Regions from separate parts of the Homo sapiens genome. Here regions 1 and 3 are each linked to region 2. The links are chromatin loops, found by intact Hi-C in ENCODE. Cell type or tissue: mammary epithelial cell. All regions are shown on one strand. Links, peaks and the distances in the headings refer to the core of each region. The heading gives the core; the rest is flanking DNA.

Evidence for each region. A loop is a pair of places that touch in the nucleus more often than their neighbours do. Peaks named below come from ENCODE experiments on the same cell type or tissue, not always from the same donor. Only the 100,000 strongest peaks of a DNase experiment are listed, where the experiment ranks them.
Region 1: it touches region 2 in a loop (2.8-fold over the local background); 2 of 110 quality-filtered maps call a loop at or near these places.
Region 3: a loop joins it to region 2, with 2.0 times the contacts of the local background. A loop is called at or near these places in 2 of 110 quality-filtered maps.

What each region holds. Positions count from the first base shown.
Region 1 is chr15:64,427,136-64,435,135 of GRCh38, forward strand. All of the region lies in intron 11 of TRIP4 (thyroid hormone receptor interactor 4), which reads left to right. Among named protein-coding and RNA genes, the nearest start is that of ZNF609, 29 kb to the right of the region's middle. RefSeq lists enhancers at 2,879-3,390, 3,391-3,902. In mammary epithelial cell, for the core only: no CTCF peak of the experiment used is centred there; a DNase peak (open chromatin) is centred at 3,346.
Region 2 is chr15:64,518,252-64,529,676 of GRCh38, forward strand. The region is part of intron 2 of ZNF609 (zinc finger protein 609); the gene reads left to right. It also overlaps the pseudogene GAPDHP61. Among named protein-coding and RNA genes, the nearest start is that of ZNF609, 63 kb to the left of the region's middle. RefSeq lists an enhancer at 10,436-11,302. In mammary epithelial cell, for the core only: no CTCF peak of the experiment used is centred there; DNase peaks (open chromatin) are centred at 3,050, 3,780 and 6,730; H3K4me3 peaks cover 138 bases; H3K27ac peaks cover 2,584 bases.
Region 3 is chr15:64,629,825-64,641,249 of GRCh38, forward strand. The region is part of intron 3 of ZNF609 (zinc finger protein 609); the gene reads left to right. LOC101930091 (a long non-coding RNA gene) reads right to left here and starts at 778. Exons shown (of 5, transcript XR_007064678.1): 1 at 690-778. It also overlaps the pseudogene RPL21P15. In mammary epithelial cell, for the core only: no CTCF peak of the experiment used is centred there; a DNase peak (open chromatin) is centred at 5,827; H3K27ac peaks cover 1,412 bases.

The DNA of each region.
Region 1 (8,000 bases), core at 1-8,000, 92 kb before region 2:
AAATCCAAAACAGGAAAAGTCCATCCTTGAAGCACAAACAGTCTTACCTATCAGTATGGTTTTCCTGTTCTTTGAACAGTTGCTTTAGATAATAGGGCTTCCACCAGTGTGCTGAAGAAAAAGAGCTTCAGTTTCATTTTTCCCAGCAAATTCTCTTTTTCAGACTTACTTACCTTTCATTACTGTTATTACTGTCTACTGTTTTCCTTTACTGTTCCCAGCCATTTTACCCTCTCTATTCTTTACTCTTTATTTATTTTTTTTGGAAACTGGGTCTCACTCTGTCGTCCAGGCTGGAGTGCCAATCTTGGCTCACTGCAACCTCTGCCTCCTGGGCTTAAGTGATCCTCCCACCTCAGCCTCCCAGTAGCTGGGACTACAGGCACCACACCACCATGCCCAGCTAATTTTTGTATTTTTAGTAGAGACAAGATTTCACCATGTTGGCGAAGCTGGTCTTGAACTCCTGGCCTCAAGTGATCCACCTGCCTCAGCTTCCCGAAGTGCTTTGATTATAGGTGTGAGCCACTGTGGCCAGCCTACTGACTGATTTTAACTAACACTTGTTATCCCTCTAGATTTATGTCTTTCATTTCCTTGTGAGTTACCTCCTCTGCCTCCTCTGATTATGTGTGTGAGTACAATGCATGCATTTTGGTGTGAATTTTGAGTTCTAGCGTTTTGTTCTTCCCTTAGTATCTGATCCAGACCTAGGCAAAACCATAGACACATGGAGGCTATCCCCCACACTCTTGTGCCTGCACTATCCCTCTGAGCTTTTTGCCCATTTTTTTCAATGTCTACTTTCTTCCTCCCCCCTCTTTTTTTTTCCCCCAGTCTAGAAGTAATATTATAAAAATACCTTACACTGGTGTAGGCTTTACAGTTTTAGAGATTCACAGTCGTTAACAGCTTAGTATAACATACTGCATTATGTTTTCTTCCTGGGATATGTATTTGCGTTCTAAAAGAGAACCCAGGAGCATCTGGCAATGTGGATGATGGTTTTTGGCAAGCGGCCTTGCTTTATTTTCTCATCTATTGATCAAGCAAACTACCACCTGATACAAGGTCAAATGATTTCAATCTCTAGATAGCCAATCTTCTTTGTGCCACAAATTTGTGTAGAGAAGGGTAGGAAACTATAATCCTGATCTATGGAATACTATGAAGGTTACAGGAATTAGAAATCTAATTAAAACAAGTCTTGTTGATTTCTGAAGGATACCTCTTTTTCATGATACTTCTCCTTTAACTTATATTGTATCTCATTTCCTGAGGTTGCTTTGAACAGCATGTAGAAGTGCAGGAATCCTCCCATATGTTTCCAGCTAGAGGTGCTGGCAACTCTCTTTATGAATGTCTCTGATATATAACATTAAAATATAACAGAAGCCACTAGGCTTCATCAGACATGGGAATCCCATACCCATTTTCCCTATGGTTGGCTTTTCTGTAACTTTTTCCCACTGTTTCTTTTTTCTTTTTTTTGAGACGGAGTCTCACTCTGTTGCCCAGGCTGGAATGCAGTGGTGCAATCTTGGCTCACTGCAACCTCTGCCTCTCAGGATCAAGCGATTCTCTTGCCTCACCCTCCTGAGTAGCTGGGATTACAGGCACATACCACCACACCTGGCCATTTTTTTTTGTATTTTTAGTAGAAGCAGGGTTTCACCATGTTGGTCAGGCTGGTCTCGAACTCCTGACATCAGGTGATACACCCGCATTGACCTCCCAAAGTGCTGGGATTACAGGTGTGAGCCACTGTGCCTGGCCTCCACTGTTTCTTTTCTGTGTTTAAGGGTAGCATATGAATTTATTTAGAATTGATGTTAGCCCTATTTTTATCTTATTTATTGAGTAAAGAGTTTATCAGTTTTAAAAGTTGTAGCTTTTGGGTTGGGCGTGGTGGCTCATGCCTATAATCCCAGCACTTTGGGAGGCCGAGGCGGGTGGATCACTTGAGGCTAGGAGTTCGAGACCAGCCTGGCCAACATGGTGAAACCCCGTCTCTACTAAAAAACTACAAAAATTAGCCAGGCGTGGTGGCAGGAGCCTGTAATCTCAGCTTCTGGGGAGGCTGAGGCAGGAGAATTGCTTGAACCTGGGAGGCAGAGGTTGCAGTGAGCCGAGATTGTGCCACTGCACTCCAGCCTGAGTGACAAGAGCAAAATTCTGTCTCAAAAAAAATAAAATAAAAATAAAAAAAGAAATGTAGTTGTCTAATCTATTATACCAGCCTCATTCTTGTTTTCTGAATGAATGAGTTGAGAGTTTAGGAATAATGGCTCTTGACTAGCATTTACCAAACTATTCCATGGCATAGGTGTTCTCTGAAACACAAATTTGGGAAATACCTTTGGATTAAACAGATCTGTTTACTGTAGAACATCTCAGAGCCCTTAATATGCTAGTGTGGATTATGACTCTCTATGAGGTGGATATAACATGCAGTGTTCTCAAAACTTTGAGCATAAATTAATCCCCCACCCAAACATGCACTACCTATTTACATACTACAGAACTGGTATCATGGTATTTACAGTTTAGGAGTGTTAGTCTAAGTATGCTTGATTTTTCTGTATTCTCATAGGTCAACTCACTGAGAGAGAACCATCTAGGAAGTAGTTTCCTAACTGTGACCTGTGCCTTCCCTTCAGTATCTCCATATTCATTTATCACCCAGTTGAATTGCATTTTCTTTGAAAACTAATGTGGATCTAGTAATTTTTACTTCAACTGAAACTAACTTCCTGTGTGACTTGGACCACATTTTGCCTTTACATGCTGTTCCTTTTTCTTTTCCCCCCAAAATTCAGTAATTTACTTCTGACCTCACATTCTTGGCCTTTCTTTGATAAGTTAAAATACACTAAACCCTCACTATTTTTGGCATAGTGTGATCATTTAGTCCTCTTAAAAAAAGAAAATCGAAAAGGTTTTGTTAGTGGTTGTTTTAAAATCAAGTGCACTACACTGTTAAATGGCTTTAAAAATATGTGCTTTCTCCTGAGCCATGAACTAGTCTTCCTTTTTATCTTCTAAGATTAGTATGGCCAACATGACTAATTTGTGCCAGAAAAAATTCCTCTAGATCCTCAACCCTCCTGAGTAATGGCAGAGGATCAGCCTAGAGAAGGTAGAAGTGATATAGAAAAGGCTATGGGTTCAACTCAGGGTAAAAAGGTAGATGAGAGCCATCTCGTTAAAGCTTCTCCTGTGATTCCCCTGGAAGGAGCCCATGCTGTTTGCCAGCATTTTATCTGCCAGCAGCAGATGTAAGCTCTCAAAAACAGCAGGGAGGATGTTGACTGCAACAATGCATCAAGGCTGTGGTTTGTAACCTCAATAGTAAGGCAGTTAAAACTTTTTTTTTTTAACAAAGACATTTTGATTGCCAAATCCATAACCATTAGCAGCTGTGGTTTGAACAGTTCTCTAGACCTAACAAGTTTTCAAACAAAAAGTTGAGTTGGTGGCTTTTGTTTCTACGTGTCTGTGTTGTGTTTGTGCTATTTATATCCCTGCCTTCAATAGAAAATCTGATTTGTCTGAAATCTCCAAGGTCATTGATTATTCTATTTCTTCTGAACTGAATCCATTCCTTTCCTGCCAGCTTACTGACCCTTTAGTCTATTTGATCTTACAGCTTTTACAATAGCCAAGACCCTATCTTCAAGGAATTATGCTGAAGCAGTTATACTGCTGGGTGCCTGTTTCCAATAATTGACGGCAGTAGACTTGTAGTCTTCCAATAGGGAAGAGAATATTACTTCTTCCTTTTTCTAGAAAAGTATCTTCAGGATCTAGGAGAATTTGCTGGAAGAAAAGTAAGCAATTTTTAAAACTTTAAAAAAAAAAGAGTATCCAAGCAACATAGATCTTCAGGAAGATTCCAAGTATCACTTCGTTTGTGGAAATCATCAGCTTCTATCACCAATGAATTGTCTGTGAGTCTGAGAGATGAGAAATTAGAAAATGAAGGATTTAATAGTCAGTATTCAAACCAGGCACTGGAATTCAAAATGCAGTCCACAAATTCTCTTTTAAAATATGTGAAAATGTCCTGTCTGTTGTACTGAGAAAATCTGCCAATATATAGACCTCAAAATATTCCGATAACAGCCCTCACGATGAGGGCTGTTATCTGAGACTCAACAAGAAGAAAAATTGTTATGTTACTAACAACTAGCTTAACCCTGGACAATTCATTAAAATCACAGCTCACTTGAGTGAGATATAGGGAATGTAGTTTTGGAATTCTCTTGAAGACTGGAACATTGACAGGCTGGGCACGGTGGCTCACGCCTGTAATCCCAGCACTTTGGGAGGCGGAGGCTGGTGGATCATGAGGTCAGGAGTTCAAGACCAGCCTGGCCAACATGGTGAAACCCTGTCTCTACTAAAAATACAAAAAAAAATTAGCTGGGTGTGGTAGTGGGTGCCCGTAATCCCAGCTACTTGGGAGGCTGAGGCAGGAGAATCACTTGAACCCGGGAGGCAGAGGTTGCAGTGAGCAGAGATTGCACCACTGCACTCCAGCCTGGGCAACAGCGTGAGACTCCATCTCAAATTAAAAAAAAAAACAAAACTGGAACATTGACTAGAGTTTCTAGATCAAAACAGACTGTCTTTAGGGTTATTTGCAGTCTGGGTATTAAGTACCCACTTAAATGGTTTCAGAAACCATTTATATTATATATATATATATATTTTTTTTATCCAAAGAGCATTGTGTTTTCTTTTTTTTTTTTTTTTTTTTTTTTGAGACGGAGTCGTACTCTGTCGTCCAGGGTGGTGGAGTGCAGTGGAGTGATCTTGGCTCACTGCAACCTCTGCCTCCTAGGTTCGAGCAATTCTCCTGCCTCAGCCTCCTGAGTAGCTGGGATTGCAGGTACGCACCACCACGCCCGGCTAATTTTTGTATTTTTAGTAGAGACAGGGTTTCACCATGTTGGCCAGGCTAGTCTTGAACTCTTGACCTCGTGATCCGCCTGCCTCGGCCTCCCAAAGTGCTGGGATTACAGGCATGAGCCACCATGCCTGGCTGAGCATTATGTTTTCTGTTGTACTTATCCTGAAGAGAGATGGGAAATATTACCACTTTTCCATGTATTTAGTGTTTTGGTTTTCATCTGAAAATAAACATGAAATTCTTAAGATTTTCATATATATTTATTCATTAATAAATACTTGAGCCAGGCGCAGTGGTTTACGCCTGTAATCCCACCGCTTTGGGAGACCGATGCAGGCGGATCACTCAAGGTCAGGCTCTTGAGACCAGCTTGACCAGCTTGGTGACCATCTCTACTAAAAATACAAAAATTAGCTGGGCATGGTGGCGCACCCCTGTAATCCCAGCTACTTGGGTCACTGAGGCAGGAGAATCACTTGATCCTGGGAGGCAGAGGTTACGGTGAGCCGAGATTGCGCCACTGCACTCCAGCCTGGGTGACAGAGCAAGACTCTGTCTGAAAAATAAATAAATAAATACAGCCGGGCGTGGTGACTCACACCTTTAATCCCAGCAGCTTGGGAGGCCAAGATGGGCGGATCACAAGGTCAGGAGATCAAGACTATCCTGGCTAACATGGTGAAACCCCTTCTCTACTAAAAATACAAAAAATTAGCTGGGCGTCGTGGCATGCGCCTGTAATCCCAGCTACTCGGGAGGCTGAGGCAGGAGAATCTCTTGAACCCGGGAGGTGGAGGTTGTAGTGAGCCAAGATTGCGCCACTGTACTCCAGCCTGGGCAACAGAGCAAGACTCCATCTCAAAAATAAATAAAAATAAATAAATAAATAAATAAATAAACACTTGAGAGCCTATTATAAATCAGGCACTGTTCTAAACACTAAGAGAAACAAAAGGATGAATCAACTGTAGATTCTGTCCTCAGATGTTTGAAAGACTTCTAGGTAGATATGTATATAAACCAAATATAAAATAAAAAGTGAACCTAACTGTCTTAAAAGAAGTAAAGACTGTCTCTGAGAAAAATAAAGGAGGGAAAGCTTGCTTCTAGCTGGGAAGGATCCCAAAAGACTTTATTTAAAAAGATGGTTTTGAATTAGCTTTGAAGGATAGTAATGAAATCTATCACTTTTTGATCAGTTATTATGTGCCACATTCATCATGCTATTTTCTAATCCTTATAATAATTCCAAGCAGGGTGTCATTTCCCCTCCTTTAGGGATGAAATATCATCCCTAAAGTGTCAAGAGAGTTCAAATAACTTGTGTAATGTCCAGGGTGAGGAGTTCGAGACCAGCCTGGTCAACATAATGAAACCTCATCTCTACTAAAAATACAAAAAAAATTAGCCAGGCGTGGTGATGTGCACCTGTAATCCCAGCCACTTGGGAGGCTGAGGCAGGAGAATCACATGAACCCAGGAGGCAGAGGCTGCAGTCAGCTGAGATCGCACCATTGCACTCCAGCCCAGGCAACAGTGCGAGACTCCATCTCAAAAAATAAATAAAAAATAACTTATGTAATGTCAGTTAATGGTAGAGTTATGATTTTGCTGTTCAAGTGTTTCTACTGAGATGGTAGAAAAGCATATTACAAGGATGAGGAGTAATGGGAGCAAAGGCACAGAGGTGAAGTTATCGGCCTCTATGGAGAATAATGGCAAACCAGTTCATTGAAAGAAGAGTGTGAGTATAGAGCAAGCTTGTCCAAGCTGTGGCCCGTGGGATGCATGTGGTCCAGGACGGCTTTGAATGAGACCAAACACAAATTTGTAAACTTTCTTAAAACATGAGATTTTTTGTGTGTGATTTTTTTTTTTAAAGCTCATCAGTTATCGTTAGTGTATTTTATGTGTGGCCCAGGACAATTCTTCCAGCGTGGCCCAGAGAAGCCAAAAGATTGAATACCCCTGGTATAGAGGAATAAGCAGCAAACAAAAAATGAAATGGGGAGTCTCTCTGAAACTAATCTGCTTCTGGGACTGCCCAATTAAAAAAAAATTAAAAAGGGCTGGGCACAGTGGCTCACACCTGTAATCCCAGCACTTTGGAAGGCCGAGGCAGGTGGATCACCTGAGGTTAGGAGTTCGAGACCAGCCAGACCAACATGGAAAAACCCCGTCTCTACTAGAAATATAAAATTAGCTGGGCGTGGTGGCGCATGCCTGTAATCCCAGCTACTCAGGAGGCTGAGGCAGGAGAATCACTTCAACCCAGGAGGCAGAGGCTGCAGTGAGTCGAGATTGTGCCATTGCACTCCAGCCTGGGCAACAAGAGTGAAACTCCGTCTCAAGAAAAAAAAAAAAAAAATGAAAAGGTAGGTTTGTTCAGATGATAGATAGTTTTGAATGATAGGCATTCAAATCTATCAAATGATAGACATATCAGTTGTGGGATGGGAAAGAGTGTTTTGAAGTTTTTTTGAGGCATTAACATGATCTGAGGCTTGCTTGAGGGAAAACTAATTTGGCAGAAATGTGGAAGATGGAGTGGAGATATTCTGAAGATGGGAAGACCAGTGAGAAGACAGTTGTAGTCCAGGATAGAGATGTTTGAAAAATATGTTCTAGGATAATGCCAATGAAATGAGGCAAGACAGGAACAATGATGCAAGGGGCTTTATGTAGGTAGAATCAATTACTGGATATGATGCCTTCATTTTACCTTTAAGTAAACCAAGGCTTAGAGAAAGTGGTCTATTTGATCTAGAAAGAATATGCTGTAGTGTCGCTATCTACTTGGAATCTGTTCAGGACTCCTTGGTTTGTCATCTAGTCTACCATGTAAACCAAGTGGCAACTTATCTTCTAATTTAAGATATTATTGGCCAGGCATGGTGGCTCACGCCTGTAATCCCAGCACTTTGGGTGGCTCAGGTGGGCAGGTCACTTGAGCCCAGGAGTTCGAGATGAGCCTGGGCAACCTGGTGAAACCCCGTCTCTACAAAAAATACAAAAATTAGCTGGGCATGGTGGCATGCACCTGTAAACCCAACTACTAAGGAGGCCGAGGTGGGAGGATCCCTTG
Region 2 (11,425 bases), core at 428-8,427:
ATAGTTAAACAGAGACCCAAAGGGATAAGCAGGAATTAGACAGGTGATGGGAGAGAGGGCAAAAGGCTTGTGCCAGGTGAGAGAATAGCATAATCAAAGGCTAAGTGGTAAGACTAATCTTGAGGCATGAGAAGAACTGGAAGAAGTTCACTATGACTGGAGGAGGAGGAATAGAATGGTAAGATGAGGCTGGAGTGCTATGGGGTCAGATAGTAGAAGGCCTTAAAAGCCTTGTTAAAGGATTTGGATTTCATCCTAACATCTGCAGAAAACTATTGTTAGACTTTTTAGTGGATTACAGTGATTGATTTTTGAGTTTTTGAAGAATTACTCTTGATGTCATCTGCAGAGTGGATTGGAGAACAAGATTGGAGGCATTTAGGAAGCTGTTAGCATAGTTAGCAAGACAGCTGGACCAGAATAGTATTAATAGGAAAGGAGCAAAGTGGGTAGATTTGAGAGAATAGAAGTTCAATTGATAGCATCTTGGTAATTGATACCATGTTGGGAAGAGATTGAAGAAGAAGTCGAGAGTCATGTCCAGATTTTGGGCATGAACCAAGCTGTTCATGGAACCACTTACTCATAGGAGGGAACACTGAAAAGGGGCAAGTTTGCAGGGAATGATAATGAGTTTAACTTGGGACATGTTTTGAGGTGCTTGCACTGCCTGTGCTGGGGATAATGTAAGCAAAATAGATTTGGTCCTGCTCTTTCTAGGGCATACGGTTTAGTAGGGGAGATAGAATGGAATCAAACAATCATATGCACATCTATCATTTTACACTATTAAAATTATAAAAGTGAAAGTTATAGGATGCTGAGAGCCTATAATTAGGAACTGAACCATTCTTGGCGGGTGCAGGGCGGGGGGCGGGGGGCGGGGGCGGGTCAGGGAAAATATCCGTGAAGAAGTTTGAGTAAATATCTGAAGGATAAATGGTAGTTAATTTGGAAGAGGGAGTTGAATGAATGAACAACCAAGTAGAAATGTCTCTTGAGGACTGGATGTGTGAGAGAGAGAACTGGAAATCTAAAGATTTAAGAGTTTATTAATGTGAACACATAAATGGTAATTGATGCCATAGAAGTGAGTGCACTTACCCAGGAAGAATGTGTCTGTATTGAATGAAAGGGGCTCAGTATGGGTCACTGAGGAACACCAAGAAGGTAGCTACCTTAGTTGGCATATTGGGAACTGCTTCCTTGTGTCCTAGAGAGAATACAAAACCCACAGCTGGGAACATATGTCTATACAAACATTTTAAAATCCACTGAAAGAGGTTATAGAACTTGCTTGGTTCTGTAGTTAGAATTGGTTTTATTGGATTGAGGCACACTTTGAGGAAAAGTTCGTTTCTCATGCCACTTATGAACAATGGAAGAGTGATCTTTGCTTTTTATTTTAACCATTTGCCATATTTTCCCTGCCTGGCATCATCACTCTCAACTTTTTTAGTTTTCCTTTTTTCTTTTTTGACCTAATTTTCAGTTATTTAAACTCTCAACTTCTAATAGTATTAAAGTGAAAGCATAGATATTGTAATCAGGCCTATGTTTGAATCCCAGCACTGACTGCCATTTAATATATATAGGATCTTCTGCAAATTACCTCTCCGTATCTCATTTTCCTTAGATTTTATATGGTTTTAATTTAAAAGATCTAAAAGTACACTGTAAATGCACAGTATATGGAGGTTATAGTATAATAGTTACAGGTCAGCAACAAATGTTTGTTCTATTTTCCTTTCTCCTTGCAGCCTCTCTTGTCTTTCCAGGCAGGTGAGTAGTTTCATCTGTGATCATTTATGCTCTGTACCACCTCCTCATGGCAGTATGTTACAGCAGCTTTTCTACCAGAGCATAAGGAGTCTTGCATTTTTGTGGTAAAAGTCCTTTCTGGAGAAGCAGTACAGGAAGGTTTCTGGGTTGCTATAACCAGGATTTTTCAACAACAACACTATTGGTATTTGGGGCTAGGGTAATTCTTTGTTGTTGGGGTGGTCCAGTTTATTGTAGGATGTTTCACAGCATCCATACCTTTATCATATTCGCTCCAAGGTAAGACAACCAAAAATGTCCCCAGACACTGCCAAATATCCCCTGGAGGGCAAAGTTTTTATTTGAGCACTATTTGCTAAAATATTGTTGTGGATGCTATTTACATAACTGTGTGTTCAGTTTATGAAAATGCAGAGTTGTACATATATGATATATGTAGTTTTCTGTTGTGAATGTTGTTTCCGTAGAAAGTAGAAAACCAAAGGCAGTTAGAGAGCCAGGCTCCCTAACCTGTGTCTCAGTTTTTATTATCCCCAAATCTCTATTTTTCTTTTTGTTTTTTTATTCTCGTTTTCTTAAATTTTTGGCTAATATTTTTTTTCCCACACGTTCTGGTATTCTCCCCAAATCTCTAAAAGGTGAGGTGAAATTAAGGGAGAAAAGGGTTCACAATAGAATGGGAAGACAACAAAAAGTAACCGAGAAACTGACTTCCAAATGTCTCTTCAATTCCTAGCTGTTAGGATATGGAATTCAACCTAGGGAAATTTCTATTACAAGATTTCAGAAATAAGCTCTGAGTACGGGACAGAATTAAATTATCAGCCGAAGAGATTATTTTATTATCTTTCTTCCCACCTTCTCTGCTACACTGACAGCAAAGGAGAGGCTCACCTGATTTTCGTCACTTCAGCTGTTACCTTTACCTGATGGCCACTGAAGTTATTTCTGAAAGTGTTCGCTTTTACTTTTAATTTAAAATCTTTCCGTTCTTCTTTACTTTGTACAGGTGGGTAGAAAGTCCTTCCATATTAGATAATGTTGACTACCCCCTGAGAATGTAGTCCCCAGAGAAATCCTTGGATAGCACTCAAGCTGGAAGCAATAGGTTAAGTAACCCACGTCCATGTCTTAAGAGGAGTCCAAGATAAGATCCCATTTTGAAGTTTGAAAGATCCTGTAAAGGGAAGGCAGACCTTGGGCCAAGCAGCCTTTGAGGTGGTAACCAGCTCATAAACAAGAGCTGGCATGTGCCAACAAAGTCTCTCATCCTGGCTCCAGAGTTGGCTGAGGAGAGAAATTTGTGGAAGCCTCTGTAAGTGGAGGATTGTTCTTGGCTTTGGCTTTTGTGTGGCTGGATATGGAGTAGGGAGGGAGCTTGGACCTGGTCTCTGGGGTGTAGGCATTTCCCTGAGAGGAGGATTTTTTTTCCTTTCCTTGTTTTATTTTTTCCTCCCTGTCCTTCCCTTAGTGTTAACATTTCAAGGTACAGGAAATGATTGGATACTGATTGTTTTATAACTCTCTTAGGACAGCCTATTAATATTCTGCTGCCAAGACGACAGTCAGGAGGAATTTAGGTAGAATCAAGGCTCATAACCTTTATGAAAATACCCTAAGCAGGGAACCTTCAATTTATTTTGAAGTGTTTGAGTTTTACTAAAAGCCCATCATTGCCAGTGTGGTTTTTTAAAATGGACAGCCATAGTGGCTAAGGAGACCAGTAAGACCTGGAGTTGGCAGCAGAGTGAGCCTTCTGAGGAAAAAAGGAAGAGGAATATTGGTGTGGGAAAGAGGTGCAGCTGTGCCACTGGATCCCTGTCCCTTCATTATTCTTTACTGGCCCTGGCAGCTGTCAAAGTTTGCTTAATAGAGTTGTGGGCTGGAGATTGTTTCTTAATCCCTGTATAGGAGTACCAAGCTCCAGCTGTGTTATCTAGGCTCTGGGGCCCTAGCACTTGGCCAACTAATGCTGAGGCATCTGGTGACTCGAGACAAAAGCCTATTATGTCAGAGAGAAGATTGGGCAAAGCACAAGCATTGTTATCTCTAATGCCCCCGGGGCAAACTCTGTACTTGGCAAGTGAGAATGCCTTGACCTTGTGAGTTTACAGCAACCTGTCCACTCGGTTTTCTGTTTCTTTGAGATTATTTTCTACTAACGAGGTTTCAGCATTCTGGCATTGAAATCTATAAGTGCTTTATTGTAAAGAATTTGGAAAATTCAGAAAAGTAAAAGGAAGAACATAAAAATTGTACTTCATTCTACCAGATTCTTAAGAGAAGAATTTCTTTAATGTTGTGGAACTGGCTGAGATTATTGGTTCAGGACTGGCTTGGGCATGATCTATACCTCATGAATCTCAACTCTGTCCCTTTAAGCATCTTTAATTTTCCCATTAGAGATCTGAACTGGTTTGGCCCTGCTTGGCTAGATTTTATTACAATTGATGTGATCTCACCCTGGAGTATGAAACTCATCTTCTTTGTTTAGCTTTTTATAACTTATCTCAAACCAATTTTTTATCTTCATTTGTGATTGTCTTCAGAAGTCTGGGTGTTTGTTTTTTTTAAACTGATGGTGGTGAGTATGTAGGGAGAGAGTAGTTTTGCAATTTTTAAAGACTTAATGTTGACCTGCTTTCTTCTCTTTGGAAAGAGGTGTCTGTGATGTCAGTTAACATAATTTGCTTTCGTTGATGAGCTTGCTCAAGACATAAGCTTATGAGATTTCTAGTTGTATAAAAAGAAAAGGGCTGTCTTTCATGTTTTCTTTTCCTTGCTGGAGTAGCATTTTAGTTAAGGAAGTTGCACAAAAAGAAACCCATCTTTTTTCTGTGTAATTTTCTATATGGATTTCTATGTTGACCAGTCTAGACCTTTTGTCTATTCGATGTTTACATAGATGTTTAGATTTAACTTTTAATACATTGTGGTTAAAAAAAAAAAAAAAGGAAATTTTGGTGCAATAGAGAAAAGTATTTTGGATTTATTTATTGTTCCTTTTAAATGTTAAAATGAGGCAGGAATACAGTACTTGCAGCCTATTGTCTAAGAGTACTCTTTGACATTTATAATATCAGGTATAAGCATTTCCAAAAGAGATCTTCCTTAACATACCATACCCTTAATGATCTTTTGACAGGACAGAAATGGGGAGAGATGTTAGCAGGGTATATTTTAATTTATATTCTCCAAAAGTATACATCCTATACTATGATGAATTATTATAGATTTTATTTTCATGTAATATGGACTCCCTTGCATAACTGGAGAGAAACAGCTTCCAATTAAAGTAATTATGCTAGCAGCTCTGAGACTACTCTTTGGAACTGTTGTCAGCACTTTGGTTTGAAGAAATCAGACCAGGATTGACTGCCTAATAGTAGGCTTTTACCAAGAGCCTGACATAAGAATTTCAGGAAATCTAGGAAAATCTTTGAAAATCTGCTATATTATAGGCCGGGCACAGTGGCTCAAATCTGTAATCCCAGCACTTCGGGAGGCTGAGGCGGGAGGATCAGGAGTTCGACACCAGCCTGGCCAACATCGTGAAACCCTGTCTCTAAAAATACAAAAATTAGCCAGATGTGGTGATGCACACTTGTAATCCCAGCTACTTGGGAAGCTGAGGTGGGAGGATCGCTTGAACCTGGGAGGCAGAGATTGAAGTGAGCAGAGATCACGCCACTGCACTCCAGCCTGGGCAACAGAGCAAGACTCCATCTCAAAAAAAAAAAAGAAAAGAAAATCTTCTATGTTATAAACTTAAATTTCATGTGAATGGAAGATTGAGAAATGATGGCTGATGGCCTAAGCTCTGGGTAGAATTTCAACTTTTTGCATGTTTATCAAATGGCTTTAATGTTCCTGCCTTTTCCTGGTTATTATTTAAAAAAAAGTAATGTTTCCAGAAACCATTTAACAACTGATAACTGGAAAATTTTTTGGAAGAGGTTAGCTAGACAGGTTATACGGGTTTTTTTTTTTTCCTCATACAGTTTTTTTAAAAATTGAGAAATAATTCATGTTTTCTTTTTTTTTTTCAGTATACAATTCAGTGGTTTATACTATATTCACAAACTGTGTACCCATCACATCACTAATTCCAGAATATTTTCATCTCCTCAAAAAGAAACCCTGTACCCATCAGCAGTCACCCTAATTCTTCATTTTACTTAGCCCCGGGCAGTCTACTTCTGTCTCTCTAGAAATTTCATGTAAATGGAATCATACAATCTGTGGCCTTTGGCCGGGCGCAGTGGCTCACGCCTGTAATCCCAGCACTTTGGGAGGCCAAGGCAGGCAGATCACAAGGTCAGGAGTTCGATACCAGCCTGACCAACATGGTGAAACCCTGTCTCTACTAAAAATACAAAAATTAGCTGGGCGTGGTGGCACATGCCTGTAGTCCCAGCTACTTGGGAGGCTGAGGCAGGAGAATTGCTTGAACCCGGGAGGTGGAGGTTGCAATGAGGCAAGATTGCGTCATTGCACTCCAGTCTGGGAGACAGAGCAAGACTCCATCTCAAAAAAAAAAAAAAAGGGGGGGGCCTTTTGTGTCTGACTCCTTTCACTTAGCATAATCTATTGTAGCATGTATCAGTACTCCATTCCTTTTTATGGTTGAATAATATTCCATTATATAAATATACCACATTTGTTTATCCATTTCATCAGGTGAGGGATATTTGGGTTTTTTCCTTATTTTGACTGTTAATGGATAATGCTGCTATGAACATTCATATACAAGTTTTTGTATGGACATATGTCTTCAGTTTTTTTTATTATATACCTAGGGATAGAATTGCTGGATTATGTGGTAACTCTTTGTTTAACTTTGTTTGGAGCTGGCAAACTGTTTGCCAGAATGTAAATGGCTGTGCCATTTTACATTCCCGCTAGCAGTGTACAAGGATTCCAATTTCCCCACACTTTCAACAATACTTGTTATTGTTCATTTGTTTAATAATAGCCATCCTGGTGGGTGTAAAGTGGTATCTTGTGGTTTTGACTTGGATTTCTTTAATGACTAATGATTCAGAACATCTTTTCATGTGCTTATGTGCTTGTATATCTTCTTTGAAGATATCTGATTCTTTGTCAATATTTTAATTAGGTTCTTTGTAAGAATATATTCTGGATACTAGTGTTTTCTAAGATTTTTATGGTTATAGCTCTTACATTTAGGTATTTGATCCATTTTGAGTTAATTTTTCTATATGGTGTGAAGTAGGGATCCAGCTTTAGTCTTTTACATGTACATATGCGGTTTTCCTAGCACCAATCGTTGAAAAGACTATTCTTACCCCACATTGAATTTTCTTGACACCCTTGTTGAAAATTAATTGACCATAAATGTATGGGTTTTTATCTAGACTCTCAGTTTTGTTCCGTTGATCAACATATCTATCCTTATGGCAGTATTACAATCTTGATTACTCATCTTTGTAGTAAGTGTTGAGAATTGTGAGTCTTTCAACTTTATTCTTCTTTTTGAGATCGTTTTGGCTATTCTGAGTCCTTTGCATTTCCATACAAATTTTAGGATCAGCTTGTCAATTTCTGCAAGAAGCAGGCTAGGATTTTGATGGAGATTGTATTGAATCTGTCAGTCAGTTTGGAGAGTTCTGCAATCTTAACAATAAAAAATCTTCCAATCCATGAACATGAGATGTCTTTCCATTTATTTATAACTTCTTTAATTTCCATCAATGATGTTTTGTGGTTTTAGTGTACAAATCTTGCCCTTTTTCTTTTTTTTTTTTGAGACAGAGTCTCACTCTGTCCACCAGGCAGGGGTACAGTGGCACAGTCTTGGCTTGGATCACTGCAACCTCCACCCACCAGTTTCAAGCGATTCTCCTGTTTCAGCCTCCCAAATAACTGGGACTACAGGTGCACGCCACTAAGCCCAGCTAATTTTTTGTATTTTTAGTAGAGCTCGGGTTTCACCATGTTGGCCAGGCTGGTTTCCAACTCCTGGCCTCGAGTGATCTGCCTGCCTAGGCCTCCCAAAGTGCCGGGATTACAAGCATGAGCTACCACGCTCAGCCCTGTTTTTTCTTTTCTTTTTTTTTTTTTTTTTAAGCCAGTCAAATTTAGGGGTTGTACACCAAAATCTTGCACTTCTTTTGTTAAATTTATTCCTGAGGATTTTATTCTTTTAGATGTTATTTTAAATGGAATTGTTTTCTTGATTTCATATTTGGATTATTCATTGCTAGAGTACAGAAATACTATTGTTTTATATGTACTGATCTTGTATCTCACCACCTTGTGGAATTCGTTTGTTGGCTCTGATATGATTTTTGTGCATTCCTTAGGATTTTCTATATATGAGATCATGTTATCTGCAAATTGAGATCCTTTTACTTCTTACTTACAACCTCGATGTCTTTTTTCTTTATTTCTTGTCTAATTTTTCTAGCTATAACCTCCAGTACAATGTTGAATAGAAGTGGCAAGAACAGACATCCTTAACTTCTTCACTGATTTTAGGGAGTAACTTTCAGTCTTAATTATTAAATATGATGTTAATTAACTGTGGACTTTTTTATAGATGACTTCTATGAATATGGGATTTTTTTTTTTCTTAGAGATGGGGTCTTGCCCTGTCACCCAGGCTGGAGTGCAGTGGCACAATCACAGCTTACTGCAATGGCATAATCACAGCCCACTGCATCCTTGACCTCCCAGGCTCAAGCAATCCTCCTGCCTCAGCCTTGCAAGTAGCTGGGACTACAGACACATGCCACCACATGTGGCTATTTTTGTTGTTGTTTTTTGTAGACACAGGGTTTCACTATGTTGCCCAGGCTGCCCAGTCTAGTCTCAAACTCTTGGGCTCAAATGATCATCCCACCTCGGCAATCCCAAAGTGCTGGGATTACAGGCATAAAGCACCGTACCCAGCCCAATATGAGATTTTGAAGGGAACATTTATACTGTAGTTAGAGATTTTAAATTATGTTGATATTTTTCAGAACAAGATAATTCTTGAGGAACAGGTGAGGAAGGAGGCTGGAGAAACCTCTGGAATGTAAAGCACACAAGATTGAGAGCACCTAGCTTCTAGTGTCCATTCCCCTACTTAAGCTGAATAACATTGGAAATTCTGTTTAATTCTTTGGGCTTCCTTCATTCATGCTTTCTGTTCATCACATATTTATTGATCATCTAGTTTGCCAGGTATTTTGAGGATGCAGGGTTAAAAGACTAACGGCTATCTGAGTCGTTGTCGTCAGATATCAGCTACACTCCATTTCCAACGTCTTTTTTTTTTTTTTCTTCTGTAAAGATGGAGGTGATGGGCATATTTGATTTGTGGGGACATGTTACGGCCCTGCTTATTTTCAGAGTTCAGTATATTCTCAGTGTTAAGACCAGCCTTACACATAAGATGGCATGAGTGCTACCTATGTGTCAGTCTCTTACACAATTATTATTTCAAAGTACTGTAGTTATAGCAGTGACTCCCAAATATCCATTCCCTGCCCTGACATCTTTACTAAATTTGACCATGATTTCCAGTTGCCTAACAGATTTCCTTGCTTAGTTGTCCCAAATGTACTTCAAATTCACAAAGTTCAAAGAAAAATCATAATTTGTCCCTAAAGTCCACCTCTCTCCATTCCTTTCTCCAGTACTTTCTCAGTGTTAGTACTGGGAATACTTCTGCCCAGTCACCCAAACTAGAAACTTGTGAGTCATCTTTGATGCCTTTCCCTCACTGCTCACATCTGGTACATCACAAAGGTTCTTTAAGAGACTATCTCCTGCTTATCTCTTGTAACTTCCCCTCTTTATACTTGTTGCCACTTCCTTTGTTCAGACCCTCATCATTTTTAACCTGGACCAAACTCTACTCTTACCCCCTTTCTTTCCCACTTGTCATTCAGGATCCAACTTAAATATCACTTTCTCTTTACAGCATATTCTTGTTAGCCAGTTGCTCAGACTTCCGAATGAAGTTAAACACCTATTAATTTTATAGAAATATTGAATATTATATAGGGGTTAATAGCACAAATTATAGAATTATGCAGGCTTGAGTTTGAATCCTGGCTCCTTTTTTTTTTTGAGTTGGAGTCTCGCTCTGTTGCCCAGGCTGGAGTGCAGTGACGCGATCTCGGCTCACTGCAACCTCCACCTCCTGGGTTCAAGCGATTCTGCTGCCTCAGCCTCCTGAGTAGGTGGGACTACAGGTGCGTGCCACCACGCCCAGCTAATTTTTGAATTTTTTAGTAGAGATGGGGTTTCACCATATTAGCCAGGCTGGTCTCGAACTCCTGACCTCTTGATCCAGAATCCTGGCTCTTTTTTATTGGTGGGGGTTTTAAAAAAATTTATTATTATTATTATTATTATTATTTTTAATTTTTTGTGGGTTTTTTTATTGTTTAATTTCTTGTTTGTTTGTTTTTTGTTTTTTTGGCTGAGCACAAGGCACTTTATTGATGGTACATGACAAGGTGGGGCACCCTAGGCCCCTCCCTCTCCAAGGGGTCTGCATGGAAACTGTGAGGAGGGGAGATTCAGCTTGGTGGGGGACTGATTATGGCAGGGACTCCCCAGCAGTAAGAGCTTCTGTCTTCCTCTCATGCTGTCGCTGGGCTGGTGGTCCAGGGGTCTTACTCCTTGGAGGCATTGTGGGCCATGAGGTGCACCACCCTGTTGCTGTAGCCAAATTCATTGTCATACCAGGAAATTAGCTTGACAGAGTGGTCCTTGAGGACAATGGCTGCCCCAGCATCGAAGGTAGAAGAGTGGGTGTTGCTGTTGAAGTCGAAGGAGACCATCTGGTGCTCATTGTAGCCCAGGATGCTCTTGAGGGGGCCCTCCGATGCCTACTTCACCACCTTCTTGATGTCATCATATTGGCAGGTTTTTCCAGACGACAGGTCAGGTCCGCCACTGACACATTGGCAGTGGGGACATGGAAGGCCATGCCAGTGAGCTTCCCGTTCAGCTCAGGGATGACCTTACCCACAGGCTTGGCAGCGCCAGTAGAGACAGGGATGATGTCCTGGAGAGCCCTGCAGCCATCACGTGACAGTTTCCCGGAGGGGCCATTTATAGTCTGGGTGGCAGTGATGGTGTGAACTGTGGTCATGAATCCTTCTATGATACCAAAGTTGTCATGGATGACCTTGGCTGGGGCGCTAAGCAGTTGGTGATGCAGGAGGCATTGCTGACGATCTTGAGGCTGTTGTCATACTTCTCATGGTTCACGCCCATCACAAACATGGGGGCATCAACAGAGAGGACAGAGATGTTGACCCTTTTGGCTCCCCCCTGCAAGTGAGCCCCAGCCTTCTCCATGGTGGTGAAGACACCAGTGAACTCTACGACGTACTCAGCGCCAGCATCACCCCATTTGATTTTGGAGGGATCTTGGTCCTGGAAAATGGGTGATGGGGTTTCCATTGATGACAAGCGTCCCGTTCTCAGCCTTGACGGTGCCATGGAATTTGCCATGTGTAGAATCATACAGGAACATGTAGACCATGTAGTTGAGGTCAATGAAGGGGTCATTGATGGCAACAATATCCACTTTACCAGAGTTAAAAGCAGTCATGGTGCACCAGGCACCCAGTACGACCAAATCTGTTGACTCTGACCTTCACCTTACCCATGGTGT
Region 3 (11,425 bases), core at 1,592-9,591, 110 kb after region 2:
AGCTATTACTTTAGCAGCTTTCTATTGTAAGTACTCTCCTATATATTCATATCTTTAGCTGTCTACCTTGTGTGAACAATACCGAGAACTTTATCTCCACACTTGACCTTTTGCCTAATACAGTTTCACTGATGAACATCAACAGAAACTGATTTATTAAATTCGAATGTCTAAAAAGGAGTATTCATCATTTTTTACCAAAAATTTCCTTCTCTTTCCTTCTCTGTTTCTCTTCATTACACCTACATTACCATCCTCCTAATTTTCTTTTTTCTTTTTTTTTTTTTTTTTGAGACAAAGTCTCGCTCTGTTGCCCGGGGTACAATGGCCTCCACCTACGGGGTTCAAGCGATTCTTCTGCCTCAGCCTCCCAAGTAGCTGGGATTACAGGCGCCCACCACCACACCCAGCTAATTTTTGTATTTTTAGTAGAGATGGGTTTTCACCATGTTGGCCAGGCTGGTCTCGAACTCCTGACCTCAGGTGATCCACCCGCCTCGGCCTCCCAAAATGCTGGGACTACAGGCATGAGCCACCATGCCCAGTACCATCCTCCTAATTTTCTAGGCTCAAACCTCCCTAGTCATCTCTTGACTCTTCACTCTTCATCTCTGTATAATTTTTTAGTGGTTTCTCTAGGAATTACAGTATATATATTTAACTTTTCACAGTTTACTTAAAATTAGTACCTCAAGTGGAATGTAGAAATCTTACTACCATATAAGTCCCTTGACTCTCCATTCTTTTTTCTTTTTGAGATGGAGTTTCACTGTCTCCCCCAGCTGGAGCGTAGTGGTGTGATCTTGGCTCACTGCAACCTCCGAGAAGAAATGGAGTTTCACCGTGTTAGCCAGGCTTATCTCAGACTCCTGGCCTCAAATGATCTGCCTGCCTCAGCCTCCCAAAGTGCTAGGATTACAGGCATGAGCCACTGCACCAGGCCTTACTCTCCATTCTTTTGTTTTCTTTTTTGTTTGTTTGTTTTGTAAATTATTTTATTTCTTCCATGATGATTTAGAGGCACTGTCTTCAAACCAATACAAATATTTCATAAATAATATTTGGCTGTTTTCTAACCAGTTGAGTAACTTGTTGCACAATAAGCTACTTCACATCTTTCAGCAAGAAATACATTAAATTTGAGTAGTAAAGACATTACATAATGAATTAGGACACAATTAAAATTTGCTTTAAATATTTTTTTAGGGGAGAGGACACCACACTTCTACTCAATGAAGAGAAACATTTTTACAGTCCTGAGGTCTTTTATTTTTTTAACACCCATTATGCTGTGAATTTGTAGGGAAGAGGTTCCAGCAGTTCAGGCTCCTTCCCATTGGTTCTCACAAAGTGTGCTTCTCTGGGTAGAGGCTGCTGCTTCAGGTGAACCCAGATGCCTTTCTCTTTGGCTTCTTTCTTTTTCTGATCATTTTTCCTTCACATGTTTCAGGAAGCTATCTTGGCTTTTAGAGAGTGAGTGCTTAATGTGCTGAATACACACATTAATTCTCTTGGCAAGAATCTTGCCCTTGTTTGTTTACAACAATGCCAACAGCGTGCTGGGGGACACTGTAGACTCTTCCAGTTTAGCCGTGGTAACACTTGTGGGGCATTCCTTTTTGAACAGTACCCATTCCCCTGATGTCTACAATATCACCTTTCTTATAGATTCGCATATACATGGCCAAAGAAACAACTTCATATTTTCTTTTCTTTCTTTTTTTTTAGACGGAGTTTCGCTCTTGTTGCCCAGGCTGGAGTGCAATGGCGCAATCTCGGCTCACCACAATCTCCGCCTCCTGGGTTCAAGCGATTCTCCTGCCTCAGCCTCCCGAGTATCTGGGATTATAGGCATTCGCCACCATGCCCAGCTAATTTTGTATTTTTTTTTTTTTTTTTAGTAGAGACGGGGTTTCTCCATGTTGGTCAGGCTAGTCTCAAATTCCTGACTTCAGGTGATCCCCCTGCCTTAGCCTCCCAAAGTGCTGGGATTACAGGCATGAGCCACCACACCCGGCCACAACTCTATATTTTCTAAGAGACCTAGAGAACATATATTGGGTGCCTCTCTTCTTAACCTTTGTGTTTGTCCACTGGAAGATGGCAGTTCTGGCCGAAAGGCTCTCCATTATTTATGTTGTAGTTGTCTTACAGTAGCACATTGCCTGCTTTTGTATGGCTTATGAGCTAAGAATGGCGTGTGTGTATATATATATATTTTTTGAGACAGGGTCTTGTTCTTTCAAGACGGGAGTGCAGTGGCAAGATCACTGGCTCACATACAGTGGCACGATCATGGCTCACTGCAGCCTCAGCCTACCAGGCTCAAGTGATCCTCCCACGTCAGCCTCCCAAGTAAGTAGGACCACCAGAGCATGTCACCATGCCTGGGTAGTTAAAATTTTTTTTTGGTAGAGACAGTGTCTTATTACATTGCACAGGCTGATCTTGAATTCCTGGGTTCAAGCAATCCTCCCGCCTCACCTCCCAAAATGCTGGTATTACAGGCATGAGCAACCACACCCAGCCTCTATTTTTTAATAGTTGAAAAAATGCAAAATCCAACAATATTTGTGAGGCATGAAAATTACGTGGAATTCAAATTTCAGTGTCTATAAATAAAGGGTTTTTTGTTTGTTTGTTGTTTTTATTTTATTTTTTATTTTTATTTTTTTGAGACAGAGTCTTACTCTGTCACCCAGGCTAGGGTGCCGTGGTGCAATCTTGGCTCACTGCAACCTCCACCTCCTGGGTTCAAGTGATTCTCCTGCCTCAGCCTCCCAAGTAGCTGGAATCACACGCCTGGCTGATTTTTTTTGTATTTTTAGTAGAGATGTGGTTTCGCTATGTTGGCCAGGCTAGTCTGGAACTCCTGACCTCAGGTCTGCCTGCCTTGGCCTCCCAAAGTGCTGGGATTACAGACGTGAGCCACCATGCCTGGCTGTTGTTGTTTTTGTTTTGTTTTTTTCAGATAGAGTCTTGGTTTGTTTCCCAGGCTGGAGTGCAGTGGTGTGATCAGTGGTGTGATCATGGCTCACTGCAGGCTCAAGTGATCCTCCCAGTTCAGTCTCCCAAGTAGCTGGGACTACAGGCACACACCACCATGCCCAACTAATTTTTTTTGTTTTAATTTTTTTTTTGTAGAGATGGGGTCTCACTATGTTTTACAGGCTGGTTTCAAACTCCTAGGCTCTAGCAATCGTCCTGCCTCAGCCTCACAAAGTTCTGCGATTACAAGTGTGAGCCATCACACCTGGTCCATAAATAAAGTATTGTTTTGTTTTTTTTTTTCTGTAACCTATTAGAAGTGACACGTTTTGTTTTGTTTTGTTTTGTTTTTTGACACAGGGTCTCACTCTGTTGCCCAGGCTGGAGTGCAGTGGCGTGATCACAGCTCCCTGCAGCCTCCACCTCCCAGGCTCAAGTAATCCTCCCACCTCAACCTCCCAAGTAGCTGAGACTACAGGCATGTGCCACCCCATCTGGCTAATTTTGTATTTTTTGTGGTGACAAGGTATTGCCATATTGCTCAGGCTGGTCTCAAGCTCCTGGGCTCAAGTGATCCGCCCACTTCAGCCTGCCAAAGTGCTAGGACTATAGGCGTGAACCACTACACCTGGCCTATAATATTTTCTTACGGAAATGAGATCTCACTGTGTTGCTCAGGCTTGTCTTCAACTCCTGGGCTCAAGCAATCCTCCTGCCTCGGCCTCCCAAGATGCTGGGATTACAGGCGTAAGGCACTGGGCCTGGACCCATAAATAAAGTTTTATTGGAAGACAGTCATTCTCATTTAATGTATTTTGTTCACATTTGCCCTACAGTGGCAGAGTTGAGAAGCTGTAACAGAGACCATGTGGCCTGCAAGGCCCAAAATATTTGTTATCTGGTCTTTTGTTGAAAAAGTTTAGCCAGGCATGGTGGTGGGCGCCTGTAATCCCAGCTACTCGGGAGTCTGAGGCAGGAGAATCGCTTGAACCCGGGAGGTAGAGGTTGCAGTGAGCCGAGATAGTGCCACTGCGCTCCAGCCTGGGCAACAGAGTGAGACTCCATCTCAGGAAAAAAAAAATTATTAAAAAAAAAAATGTTTACCAATCTCATGCCTCGTATAGCCACCGTGCCTGGCCAAGGGTCTGAATGTTTAATTTTATTTAATTTAAATTTAAATAGCCATATGTTAACTAGTGGCTTATGGTATTGACAGCACAGGGGCTAGATCTTTAAAATATATATACACAGACATGCATATATATATGTGTGTGTGTGTGTCTGTGTGTATATACTCTGAGATGGAAAGAAGAGTAATTGTGTGGGAGTATGAAGAGGGTGGGTAAGTAGCTGACATCTAAACAGACCCATGGTGACTTCTGTGTACTCTGGCCCCTGTTACCCAGGAGAACATTCGGCCCTACTTCAAACTCTGTGGTTGAGCCCTTTGCTTTGGTCTGTGGGCTGCAGTTTTCTCATTATCAGAGTAATAGGCTATGGTTTTGCTTAGCAGGAAGTTAGTCTGCCTGTGGTAGCTCCGCTGAGAACCTGCCCCAGCTATTCTTCATCCTCATCTGATTGCAGATCCCAGCTGTGGGCTTTTATCCTTTTCACTAAAGGGAAGGGGCTCTCCATTAATCTTCTTTCATGGAAATGGTAACCTTGGTAGTTACTCTTGGTTTTTCCTGTGTGATTTTGATGTAGAAAAGTATGTGTGTGAACTGTGAAATATCTAATTTTAGATATTTGCACTAGAAAAGTAAGGTGGCATTCAGCTATTGGTTTTTCTTTCTCATATGCTATAATTAATGCCCCTTCACCTTCAGTCTTGCCCCAGGCAGTACTCACCTAGAGGAGAGATGGGGCACAGTAACAACCAAGCTTTCTCCACTGTTTAGCCAGTTGCATACTAGCTTGAATCCCGAAGAAATAGCTCTACCAATAGCACAGTCATAAAGAGCCTAGCAGCCATTGTCTGACACCACAAATCTTCATAGCAACAGACCACCACATGGCAACAGCAGCCACACAAAGGAAACATTAGGGAAATCAGTACCTACTTTCTCCCACCCCTCCCCCACCAAAAACAACAGCCAACACATTCCCACCTAGCAGCTTACTCCCAGAGGATACTTTAGGGCAGTGACGTGTTTATATACCTTTGTGGATTGTGTTATATGTCCACTGTCATACATTTAAATCCTGAAGACCTTGGGAAAAATTTCAGTCACCGGCTTTTTTGAGTTTCATTTTGCAAATGGCAAAATAGACTAATCTCCAGGGGAGAAAGAGAGTCTCCCTTTGTGCATGCTCACACACCTCCTCCCTCCCCCAAGCAAAGCACAGTCAGGCAGTATATATAGGTGACTAGGCTGTGAGCTTGCCAGATAGGTAAGGTTGTTTGCAAATGAGATTCTTTTTATATTTCAGTAACAAAACCCAGACCTATTTTGTTATCAAAATCATCCTGATACTTAGGAATTTAGTTGAGTGATACCTAGGCAATAAATATCTTACTGGTATTGCCTGGGATTAATCATTAGCCCTAACTAACTTAGCTTTGAAGTGTGATTCAAAGGGGAAAAAGTCCTATTTGAGAGCCTTGGTGTTTTCTTGCTCTGTTAATAAGGTCGTTTGACTATCTGGGCCTTAATTTCCTTATTTGTAAAATGAGGAGGTTGGACTACATGATCTCTATGATCCTTCTAGCTCTGATATTTACAACTCTGTAATCATTTATGTGGAATAGAAGAGGGACTTGTCTTTGTTAGTCATTGGTTGTGATGAAATCTGCTGGAAGATGTTGAGCCCTCTGGTCTTAGTGCTTACACTGCTAAAAACAGGTCCTGGCCCTGCCCTATTTGATAAAGCTGCTGTAACAATGATAGGCAGAAGCTATTAACAAAGTTGGCAACTAGCCTTTTCTCCCACAGCAGTAGTTTCAGACTAGTTCAAGCAGAGCTTTGCTCCCAAGCTATTGCTACTGAGGCTGCTGCTGCCTCTTAATGATACCGGTGAGAACTAACTCCATTTCTCTCTTTAACTCGCTCTCTCTCTCTCTGACTACTCTGAAACAAGGGGCTGTTCTCCACCTCTTCTGATACCTCATTATTCCATCTCCCTCAGGCTTTACAGAACAAAGAAATCACAGGGCATCAACTTTATAATTTAGGCAGCTGGAGATAATTTCACCAGGATAGGGTGGGTAGGTAGCTGATTCCTCCTGGCATTAGGCAGCATTGCTAAGTGGCCTTGTGTTTTGTCTGCCAGGCTTAAGCTTTGTTAGGCCCATTCAGGCTTCTCTGTATTTCAATTAAATTATAGTGGTAAACCAAGCCCATGTACTTTCAAAGGGGTAGGGGTTAGGAAAAACAAGAAAAGTATGTCATTTATAGGCCCTGCTACTCACTAATTGCTCAAGAAATTTTTGTTTAATCTACTATCCCTGTGCTTACTCCTGCCAGATCCTTTATTTCCTTTAGTTGCTGCCTTCACGGCCTTCTCCATAGCAACAAGCTATATGACAAAAAGGCTATGGTGAGAAATTGAGCAGTCACCCCTCCCCGAAGTTGTACTCTGTTTTCTCCTTAGGGTATCTAAAAGCAGCCCAAAAGACTGCTGTCAAATAATTTTCTACCCCCATTGAACTCATAATCAAATGAAACTTTTAACCCTGAACTAATTTGGTGAACAACCTGCATTCTCCTTATTTGACTCTGATTATCCCTACCTTTTGAAAATTTTCTAGATCATTCAATATACTTGAAATATTGTGCATATTCTCATTTATGAAGCTCCCTTTTGCTTTTTAGCTTTCAGCTTACTCCTTAGAATTATACAGAAAATCTCCTGGAATGAAGTATGGAGAAAGAGTAGATGAAGAAAGCGAAACCCTCCCCTTTTCTGCCATGTGCTGTTGCCTTAGATACTAGACTAGTCTTCTGCCCTAGAGATTGGGCAAGCTGCCTGAAGTATAGAACTGGCCTGCATCTTGGCTGATCCTGGCATAGCCTAATCTGTTATCCTTTGTTATCTTCCCAGCCACTTGTCTACAGGAGTCACAAACCCAAAGGTTTTGTTTTTGTTTTATATTAATAAGTCTTACTGAAAATAATATAAACATGTACGCAAATTCTACGTGTGCAAGTCTGCATTTTCGAAGTGAACACACCATGTGATACCAGCACCTAGATGAGGAAACACAGTATTGCCAGAACCCCAAAATCTCTTTCATGCCTCCCTTCTAATAGCTAGCCCTTCTCCCCACCCCAGGTAACCAATCTCATTGTTAATACCATAGATTAGTGTTACCCATTTTGAACTTCATGTAAATAGAATCATTACAGTATGAGCTTTTTTATGTTGAGCTGTTCAACATTGTGCCAGTGAGATTCATCCATATTGTTACATGTTGTTAAACTTTGTTTATTTTCATTATAGTATTCCATTATGTGAGTATACTGCTACTTATTCAGTTGTTGATGGCATTTGGGTTATTTGCAGTTTGAGGCTGTTATAAAAAGTGCTGCTGTGAAAATTCTTGTACATGTCTATTTGGGACTATATATACATATTCCTATCTATCTATACTTAGAAATGGAATTATTGAATCATAAGGTATGTGTATGATCAACTTGAATAGACATCACAAGTTTCCCAAAATGTGTAAACCAATTTACATTCCTACTTCCAATGTATTAGAATCCTGATTGCTCTGTGTTCTAGCCAACACTTGACCTTATTTGTCTTTTTCATTTTAGCCATTCTGGTGGTGTGTAGTGGTATCTCATTGTGGTATTAATTTGCATTTCCCTGGTGAGTAATGAAATTGAGCATCTTTTCATGTGTTCATTGGCCATTTGGAAATCTCTTTTACGAAGTGTCTGTTCAAGTCTTTTGCCCATTTTTGGATTGGGTTGTATGTCTTTTTCTTATTGATTTGTATGAATTCTTTGCATATTCTGGTTATTAGTCCTTTGTGAGATTTATGTAATATAAATATCTTCTGTGTCTTAACTTTTCTGTTAATGGTGTCTTTGTCTTCATTTTTATGTAGTCTATTTTATCTTTTTTAAATTTTTTGTTTTTCTTTTATTGTTAGTGCTTTCTGTGCCCTGTTTAACAAAGTTTTGCCCATCCCAAGATAATATATTCTTCTATGTTTTTTCTGAGAACCTTGTTTTATATATATATATATATATATAAAATATATATAAAAATACATATATATATATATGTATTTACATCCACAATCTATCTGGAATTTATTTTTGTTTAGGATGTAAGTTGGAAGTCAAGATTCTTATTTTTTTATATGGATATCTAATTGGCCCAGCACCTTATCAAAAAGACCATCCTTTCCCCCATTGCACAGCAGTGTCACATTTGTCGTAAACCAGTTAACCTGTGTGGGTTTATTTATGGGTTCTCTTCTGTTCCATTTATACATTTACGTATTCTTGTGTCAATACTACATTGTCTTGATAACTACAGCTTTGTAAATCTTGTTATCTAGTAGTATAAGTCTTCCAGTTTTGTTGTACTTCTTCAAGATTGCCTTGGCTTTACTTGGCCTTTTGCATTTCCATGTAAATTTTAGGATCATCTTTGTGAATTTTTACAGAAAAAAAAGTGCTGAAATTTTGATTAGGATCTACAGATCAATTTGGAGAAGACCCAAAGTTTTATCCTTTTACTTAAGCTAGTAAACTCAGCAGTTACTGAGGGAGAATTGGGGGGAGGGGGGATCAGAGCAAGTCACTGATATCATTTAGGGATCTTGTTTAAAATATATGTTAGCTGGCCAGGCACCATGGCTCACACCTGTAATCCCAGCACTTTGGGAGGCTGAAGTGGACAGATTTCTTGAGCCCGGGAATTCAAGACCAGCCCGGACAACATGGCGAAACTCCATCTCTACAAAAAGTAGAAAATTAGCCAGGCTTGGTTGCAAGCGCCTGTGGTCTCAGCTACTTGGAAGGCTGAGGTGGGAGGATCACCTGAGTCCAGGAAGGCTGAGGCTGCAGTGAGCTGTGATTGCACCACTGCATTCCAGCCTAGGTGACAGAGTGAGGCCCTGTCTCAAATAAATAAAATAAAATTAAATTAAAAAGTTAGCTATCTCCTGCTCCTATTCTCAATCAGCATGTTCAAGATGGAGCTTGGAACCAGGTGCAGTGGCTCACACCTGTAATCTCAGCACTTTAGGAGGCCAAGGCAGAAGGATCATTTGAGCCCAGGAGTTTGAAACCAGCCTGGGCAACATAGTGAGACCCGTCTTTATTTAAAAAATAAAATAAATAAGATGGAGCTTGGACTTGCCTATTGTAAAAAATGCTCCCCAAGAAATTATGGTTTGCTGCCATCACCACTGTTCTCCACCAACCCTGTTTGAGAACCACTGACTTAGACTGCAGTCTAGCAGCAATTCAGTGAGGCTAGTTAAGGTAAAATCTGACTGATTTAATCAACACCACATCTGCCTTTGGGGCTGTATTAATTTCCTGGGCTGCTGTAACAATGTACCAAAAACTGAGTGGCTTAAAACAACAGAAAGTTATTATTTCACAGTTCCTGAGGCCAGGCATCTGAGATCAAGGTGTTGGCAGGACCATCTGTCTCCTGCAGCTCTAGGGAAGAATTCTTCTTTTCTTCTGCTCTTTGCTGGCAATCCATAGTGTTCCTTGGCTTGTAGCTGCATCATCCCAGTCACATGGCTGTCTTCCCTCTTTGCATATCTGTGTCCAAATTGCTCCATTTTATAAGGACACCAGTCACTGGATTAGGGCAGACCCTAATGACCTTATCTTGATAACTTGATTGCCTCTGTAAAGACCCTATTTCCAAATAAGGTCATATGCTGAGGTACTAGGGGTTAGAACTTCAATATACCTTTTTTTGGCAGGGGAAGGGTGGGACAGGGACACAGTTCAATTCATAAAAGGGGCAAATGAAAATTTCAGAATAATTATTGTCACAAGTTGGAGAGAGAAGATTTTCTAGAAATGTGCATAATAATGAGAGACATTGCTTCCCAAAGTCAGTCTGAGCAGATCATCCACCCTCTGACCCCAACTGTTACTGGGTTGAGTTCCTCTTTTTTTGCTTTGTTTTGTTTTGTTTTGTTTTTTTGAGTCTCTTTCTGTCGCCCAGGCTGGATTGCAGTGGCGCAATCTCAGCTCACTGCAACCTCCGCCTCCTGGGTTCAAGCGATTCTCTTGTCTCAGCCTCCTGAGTAGCTGGGACTACAGGTGCCTGCCACCACACCCAGCTAATTGTTGTATTTTTTTTAGTAGAGACAGTGTTTCACCATGTTGGCCAGGATGGTGTTGATCTCCTGACCTCATGAGCCACCGTGCCTGGCCTCCTCTCTCTTTTTTTAAATCTACTTATTTTATTTTACTTTTTGTAGAGCTGAAATCTCACTTTGTTGCCCTGGCTGGTCTTGAACTCCTGGGCTCAAGCAGCCTCCCATCTTGGCCTCCCAACATGCTGGGATTATAGGCATGAGCCGCTGCGTCAAGACTTGAGTTCCTTTCTCTGCATTACTATTTACCCTTCCTTGGGTAAATACACTTGTGCTTTCTTTTTTTTTTTTACTGAGAGTGAAAGGGTGGTTCAGCTCTACTCTGTTAACAAACTCTGAAACAGTCAAGTAGAGGTTACCAGAAAGAAAAATAGGTTTCAGCAGTTGGCAGCATACTAGCCTCTGGCTGAAGAAGGCCAAAAGGAAAAGTGCCTCGCATAAGCCAAGCCTAGTCATATTCTTATCCTAGTTCCTTCTGCTAGGTCATAAAGCAGTAAAGCTGTGGACAGTGGGATTCCTTCTCAACCCCAGGCAAGTATTTTTTCAAAGCTGTTCCATTGAGATGATACCATCTTTCTTATTCCTAGTGGTTTTCAGAGGACTCCAGCTGTATAGCCAAAGGCATGATGACCTTTGCTGAGCCACCTTCTCCAGCCATGGCTGCAGGATATGGTTACCTCAGCAAGAGGAAAGGAAGGATATACGATTTAAGGGTGTGGTGAAACAGCCTTTGTGGCACTTATGCAAAGTTTCCCTAGTGTAAGAATGTATAGATGGGAGGAGGAACTGTGTCAGATTTTTTGCATTTCTCCCATCTTTCCCATTTCTCCCATTTGCACACCCCATCCCCACAGTGTGGGTGTGAAGTGGTTTACATTTACTGGTTATTCCACTTTGGCCTTCTCTATCCTGTACTAGTCCTTTTCCTGCCTATAGTTTTAGCAGTACCAGATCTGAATGCTCTTCAAATTGACACTTGCTTAATAATGGTTTCAGCTGGCTCTCTAATAATACTTTTGCCTGAAATTCTGTTGAGAGAAAATACTATGGTCATGTGAAAATGGTTCCAGGATGATGGGTGTTAGTTACACTTGTGCTTTCTTTTTTTTTTTTTTTGAGATGGAGTTTCGC